Regions from separate parts of the Mus musculus genome. Here region 2 is linked to region 1. The links are chromatin contacts, found by Hi-C or POLR2A ChIA-PET in ENCODE. All regions are on one chromosome and are shown on one strand. Each heading gives the region's core, a stretch centred on a gene start or an enhancer-like site at or near the end of the contact. The rest is flanking DNA. Distances are from core to core; before and after follow the strand shown. Region 1 has its middle 43 kb from the start of Fhdc1. Region 2 holds the start of Fhdc1 (FH2 domain containing 1).

Evidence for each region. A loop is a pair of places that touch in the nucleus more often than their neighbours do. ChIA-PET counts read pairs that join two places held with the same protein, here RNA polymerase II (POLR2A).
Region 2: a loop to region 1 is called in a map of left cerebral cortex, with 1.9 times the contacts of the local background. The contact joins the promoter of Fhdc1 here to the enhancer-like site in region 1. A Hi-C loop is called at or near these places in 1 of 37 maps with a recorded cell type or tissue (left cerebral cortex). POLR2A ChIA-PET finds 5 or more read pairs at or near these places in 2 of 5 experiments (Patski and embryonic stem cell).

Annotation. Positions count from the first base shown.
Region 1 is chr3:84,434,464-84,437,638 of GRCm38, forward strand. No RefSeq gene overlaps it. Among named protein-coding and RNA genes, the nearest start is that of Fhdc1, 43 kb to the right of the region's middle. Within about 2 kb of position 1,353, at least 1 of the 3 ENCODE cell types and tissues checked has a DNase peak (open chromatin) inside an H3K27ac peak, as active enhancers do.
Region 2 is chr3:84,477,831-84,481,079 of GRCm38, forward strand. Fhdc1 (FH2 domain containing 1) reads right to left here and starts at 1,661. Exons shown (of 12, transcript NM_001205355.1): 1 at 1,519-1,661.

The sequences.
Region 1 (3,175 bases), core at 103-2,602:
GGTTGGAGGATATGATGTCACTGTGGTACTGAAGCAGCCAAGGGATGGAAGGGACCATCTTTCCCACAGCCTGTACGGTATTCACTGGCTCTCACTGCAGCAAATCCAGAACGCTTGCCCTGTGTGGGCACACCGTGCTGAGGTCAACAGTTTGCTGGGACTGCAGGTCCATAAAGCTGCTGACAGGAGAACTGCACGGGTATCAGCGTGGGCCCTGGCCAGAGTTTACGACCATCCTTGCCTAGCAGATGAGGTAGAACAATGGGTCCTTAGAGAAGCAGGTTTCCAAATGGATTCCTCTTCCTAGTACCCCACAGGTCCTTCATGAATCATATGTTATTGTGTTGTTGTTGTTGTTATTAAATCACTATATATATGAAATTGCACATATCAAAATAATACATTTTCAGACTCTGTAAATGCCCATTGAACCAGCACAGAACATTCCCAGATCACAGCAGCCCCTTTCCATCTGTCCCTTTAACATGACTACTTACCCTCCAAAGAGTAGCTAGCTTCTAACACCACAGACCAGCACAGGGTGTGTGTGTGTGTATGTGTACTGCAGGTTCTTGAGTACATGCATATGGAGATCAGAAGTCTATATCACCCTCTAGCCTGCCCATCTTATTTTGGGGGACAGGATCTCTCACTGAATCCAGAGCTCACCATCTGGCTACACTGACTAGCCAGAACAGCTCAGGGATCCAACTCCAGGACTGAGATCACAGACCGGCCTCACCTCATTTGGCTCTGTATATGGGTGCTGAGGCTCTGAACTCTGGTCTTCATGCTTGCACGGCAAGCAATTTACCCAATGAGCCATCTCCCCAGCTACCCCTTATACCAGTTTTGACCTTATCCACGTCAGGGGCAGAGAAGTCAGCTTCCAAGAAAATCTGCACCAGCTGACTGGGCTCCAGGCTGCTGTACTTGGGAACGCCAGCTAGCACAGGCTGGAGTGTGTAACCTTTCTAAGTCCTTTACTGACATGGACGAGACAGACGTGTCAGTAGTTCTATTTGCGGCTAGCGGGAGATGTAATTGTCTGGAAGAAATCTCTGGAGAAGGTCGATTTAGCAACTAGCAGAATGGAAAGGAAACAAGTCAGCAGTTTTCTTCCCCCAAGGGCTGTTTGTCTTCAAGTTAAATCTATAACAAAGTAACATTCCCAGTTTGTTCTTGGAAAGAACGCCATGTGGTCAAAGACACATATCTTTCAAGATCAAAGCTCCTTTGAAAAGAGCTCCCTTCTCCCTACTGTACTTTAAGTGACAGAGACAAGGGACTAGCCATATTCCCAACCTGGAGACTGCTGGAGCTTAAAAGGAAATAGGAGACTGGCTTAGTAACTCAGCCCCACCCCAAGCTGGCAGGAATCCAGCTGATCAGCAGGGGACTCCTCTGATCAGCTAACCCAGGACCAGCTATACTCAAGCGCTAGCCAGTGGCTGAAGCAATTTGCTGAGCACCATGGGACTTACTGGTGGGAGGAGTCTATATGGACGGGGCGGGGGGGGGGGGCAGATGTGACACAGGCTTGAGGCATAGACTCCCCACCCCCCTACCCCCCACTGAGGCCACAGGAGGAAAGTAAAATCTCTCTGATGTGGCCTCTGAACTTTAAAGACTGGTCACTGGAAGCATGCATCATGCGTGGGTAGCCACACACAAGAAGTCGTGCTTTGCTATGCACACATTTGCTCTTAGATCTTTCTGGAAATTCTCTGGAAGTAGGTGCCAAGCCATCTTTTATCTTGGGAGTGTTTCTTGTTTGTGACAGAGTAGCAGAAGCCATTTAGCTCCCAAAGCTTTTCTTCAGGGTGTCCTCATCAGGGTGCTGAACCCCGGCCAGTCACAAGCACTCACTCAGTAAATCGTCAAGAGGACAGAATTTCCGAAAAGCCAGGTCATCACCAGCTCAGTAGCTTTTGTGCTCCAGAACGTTTCCGAGTTTATTAATTGCTCAAGAGGTGAGTGTGGCCTTTCTTATTTTACACACTTAGATGATAACCCCGTTAGTAAACAGTGAAGCTGGGATTTGAAATTCTAGATGCATTTGGCTCCAGTGTTCTCTACAGAGAAGGTCAGCTCAAAGGCTGGGAGAGGGGAGCGATCTTGGCACCTTAGGTGAAAGTTGCCATGGTGACATGAAACATGCAGAAGTAAAGAGGAAGCACTCAACATCCCTGACACTCTTACAAGAGCTGCCCATTAGCAGCCAAGAACCATGCCTAGGAGGAGCTTGGTGGTCCCTGAGCTGGACCTTCACTGGACAATAAGAAAACCTGTCTAAAGAAGACATGCACATGGCACAGGCCTAACCAGTATAAAATGAAAGGGGAATCTCATGATTCCTTGCCCAGTATGGCCTTCCTCTGTGCCAGTGGCCCTAATGTCTCTCTCCCTCTGTCTTGACTTGCTTACAGCAGGGCACACAGGTTCATTGTTGGCAGAGGGCACACAAGAGCAGAGCCATGAGAAAGCAGGTGACACTGGGATGACGTGCATGGCCCCAGACATGAGGCCTCCTTGTTCCTCATGATCCTAATGAACTTGCTGACTTGAACTTGAGCTCTGGACACACTGCGTCCCTTTGGTCTTTCCTGGCACGAACACAGTGCTCACTGCTATATAGAGGGCACCTTATAAATGTTGGGCAAACATTGCCCCGGAGAGAGGGACTCCGGGAGACCTGGATAGGAGGAAATCTCCTGAAGACTTTGACCTGTAGGATGAGATCATGGGCTTTAGAAGCAAACATCTTTTATAGATCTGATAAATGCAGCACGACCTGGCTATTAGGTACCGTCAGGTGTCATACTCTGCCTTGAATTCTCCACTGGAGGAGGAAGCAAAAATTAAATGTATTTCAGGTCAGTGACCTGCCCAAGGTCTCAGCCAGATAGGGTGTCGGTCATGGGGCAGTTATGGAGTCTGCTGGCCCCTCTGCCTGCCACATAGAGGTCTCTCAAAACGTTTCCATCCTGTGGGCATAGCTGGAGCCAGCCTGACTCACTCATCCCCTACTGCCCCAATGGGGGTGCCATATCTGGGCTCTGACCTGGTACCAGTGACAAACAATCCTGCTTTCAGACTGTCATGTTCTGTGGAGCTGCTCTAAGGGCAGCTCCGTGAGCTGGTGTGCTTGCAACGACAATTAGGAGCATCGTCT
Region 2 (3,249 bases), core at 411-2,910, 44 kb after region 1:
TAAAGGAACAAAGGGGGATGTAGCTTTCTGTCCCTGGTCCCTTTCTCTGGCAACCCCCTCCCATAATTGTTAAAGATCCTAGCTCTACCTAGAGAGTTGGCTCACCAGCAAGAGCTTTTGTTCCTGTTGCATCCTTACTACTAACACTAGGCAGGGTTACCAACGTTAAAGAGGTGGTAAGAAAAGAAGGGCACAGATGGCATCCCATCTCTTTACAGTCACACGTGGTATTAAAGTTGAGGACTCGGAAAAAAAAATAATTCTACCATACTTTCCATAATAGAGATGACTCCACACAATCTCAAAGACACCGAGAGAAATGCAGGTGATGCAAACACCCCGACACATGACATGGTCCCCTGCCTCTCACAGTTGGCAGTTGGCAGCAGAGACAATGGAATCAGCCCCGATTCTGTCTGGGAACCTTCAACTATCCCATCAATCTCCCTAAGACAAACACAGGCAGGCTTGTATTTAACGTCTCCCCTACAGCGAGGAGGCCGTTAAATGCAGAGCTGTCACCAATAGGCTTTCTGATGACAGAACCCATCTTCAAGTCTGCTGAGTGATAACCACCACCGGTCATCAGAGGTGGGGTTACTGTCCCTCCCGCTGGGGATGCTGCTCTGCTGCTCAGCTCAGCATCTTTTAACTCCAATTTCAGTGAGGGATGCTATGATCAAGAACTTAACCTTCAGCGTATGATCAGCCAGCACACAGGGTTAGAATAAGACCATTCCTAAGGGTTCCTGGAAGAGCTGTGTGGCCCCTAGCTCTAACCAGAGCTTTCTCAAAGGAGGGTCTGCACGCTCTGTTCAACAGTAATAAAAAGTGACACAGAGCCAGATGGCTTTCCTCTTGCCTCTTGACATGTGTCACAGATGAGCCTGAGCTGGGAGTGCAGCCCGTCCACCTGAGGAACTGAGGAAGAGGCTAAGCTACATACACAGTATTCTTAGTTGGGAAAAGAGAGAGAGGGCTGGGGGAAGTTCCCGCCTTTCGTTAATACTATTCTCTTCTCTCTACTCACTCCTTAAGGAACATCTCTCCACCTCGACCTGTCTTTTCAAACCCTTTCTTGATCAAGAAATACAGTCAGTTTGCGAGCAGCAGTCTTACCTGGCCCTTCAGCCGGCCTAGAGTACCCACGACGGCAGGTTTAATCTGTCACGTCACATAAACAAACATTCACAGCTGCCTGTTTCTGATAGCACATTTCCAGTCTCTTCTCCCCTAGTTCCCAAACCAGGAAGAATAGGCCCAGGAGAGCCGAAGGATGCTCTCGGAGAGACAGAAGCTCCAGGAAGACAACGGGGACTAAAGAGGGTGCTCGCAGGGTGTCCAACTCAAAGTAGAATTTCTTTAAACACTAGCTCCAGGTCTTTATGAAACTCGCCCGGAACAGGGGAGGGAGGGAGCACCCAGAAAGATTTCTTTCCAGTCAGGATGGACGAAGTCCCAAGTCTTGCCCACTACCTCTTTCGGTCTCTAGCCCCTCGCTTTGGCGAATCCACTCACCAAAAGGCCCTTGGCTCCGCCGGCTCCCGAGGCGCTTAGCCCAAGCCCCCCGAGGCTACCAGCGTCCCGCAGCTGCGCAGCCCAGGATCCCGGGACAGCAGACGAGCTTCGAATGGGCGGTCCCCGCACTAGCTCAGAGGCCGCCTTATCTGGGCCGGGAAGGCGCGCGTCCGCGGCGAAGAGACGCCCACACGCGCCACGCAGGATCCCTAGCAGGGACAGTAGGGACAACCCTCCCGGGAAAGGATGGACTCTCAGCTTCCATGAGTGCCCCGCACTCTCCAGTCTCGGACCATCTCAGAGGCCATGGAGGCCAGCCGCGAAACCCCTGGGGCTTCTTCTGTGCCTATCCGACCGGGGGTGGCTCGTCCTGTCCAAGCTTCCCCGCCCAAACCGGGGTCCCAGCTCTCTATGGAGCTCGTGGTTCACGGAACAGTGGCCGCCAGCCGCTTGGACCACCGCTGCGGCGATACCGTGTAGTCCCCAGCGTGGGCTCCTGGGAGAAGGGCTCTCGGCCGCACTGCGGTTTTGCACCGAGAGAGGGGGAATGAACCCGCGACAGAAACGCAAAAAGGAGTCTCTGGGGCTGGGGAACCGTCACGCTCGGGGACCATGGGTGACTGCCAACCCGCCACTCCACAAGCGCCGACGCCACTTCGGAGGTGAACTTCCAGGGAGGTGTGCAGTCATTGGAAGTCTACCCCCACATCACTATAGCAGGAGCGAGTCCTCGCTAAAAGGGACTTCTGTGACCTGCGCGACCCGCATAAGTGCCACGAAAGCTAATCAAACCTCCGAGGTCCCACCCGCGGACAGCGCTACACCGAGCTCAGGGTCCGATGCCGAGCCAGTCGGGCGCATATGCGCCTCGGGGCACAGGGCCTGCGCTCCAGGATCAGGTCCCCGGAATCCGGAACAGAGCTCGCGCTTCACCGCATCCTCCCCGCGCCGCTGCTCAGCCCAGCATCCCGAACCCAGCCTGGCAGCCCGGGCCCTAGCTCCCGTCGTCCCGCACTCACCGCGCCCCCGCTCCCGGCGCCCGCGCAGCCTCCGCCCGCTGTCCCGGCGCCGCCGTCTCTCCGCAGGACTGCAGGCCGGGGACGGTGAGGGGGCAGGGCGGTGCGGAGGGGCGGGGCCGCTGCAGGTAACAATGCTGCCTACCCGGCTGCTCCTCCAGCCGGCCGCAAAGGACAGCACGCCCTTTCCTGCTCTGCTGCTTCCCTCGCTCCCCCTTCAACCCGAACAGCACCGCCACTGAGCTCGCCCTCGCCAGCTCCGGGCTCCCGAGACTCGAAAGCCGCCGCCCAGCACGCTGCTCCTGGCACCTGAAGACCAGCTCGGGGCTGGGCGGGCAACCACAGAGGACGATGGAAATTGCTGCAGGGAAAAGATGAGCCTTGGTGTCCTAATGGAGCGAAGTGGGAGGCGCCACGGTCGCTACTGAGCAGGTCACCGCCTTCCACAAAAGGAACCTCTGCGGCAGTCTCCTGGACACCCTATCCCGCGCACACGCAAGAACACCCCACGCACATTCGTAGGCACGCATGCACCTTTATATCACACACACACATTCACACACCTCCGCTCCACTCCACAGCTTCTCTTTGGAGCTTAGCGCTTCTCAGGAGGTCCAGAGCGGTGTAGAGGTCTGATCCCCTGTGGAGCACGTCTCTTCTCCCACTTGTTTTCCCACCCTTTCTTTCCCCTTCCCTCCCTTCCCCTTCCTCTCCT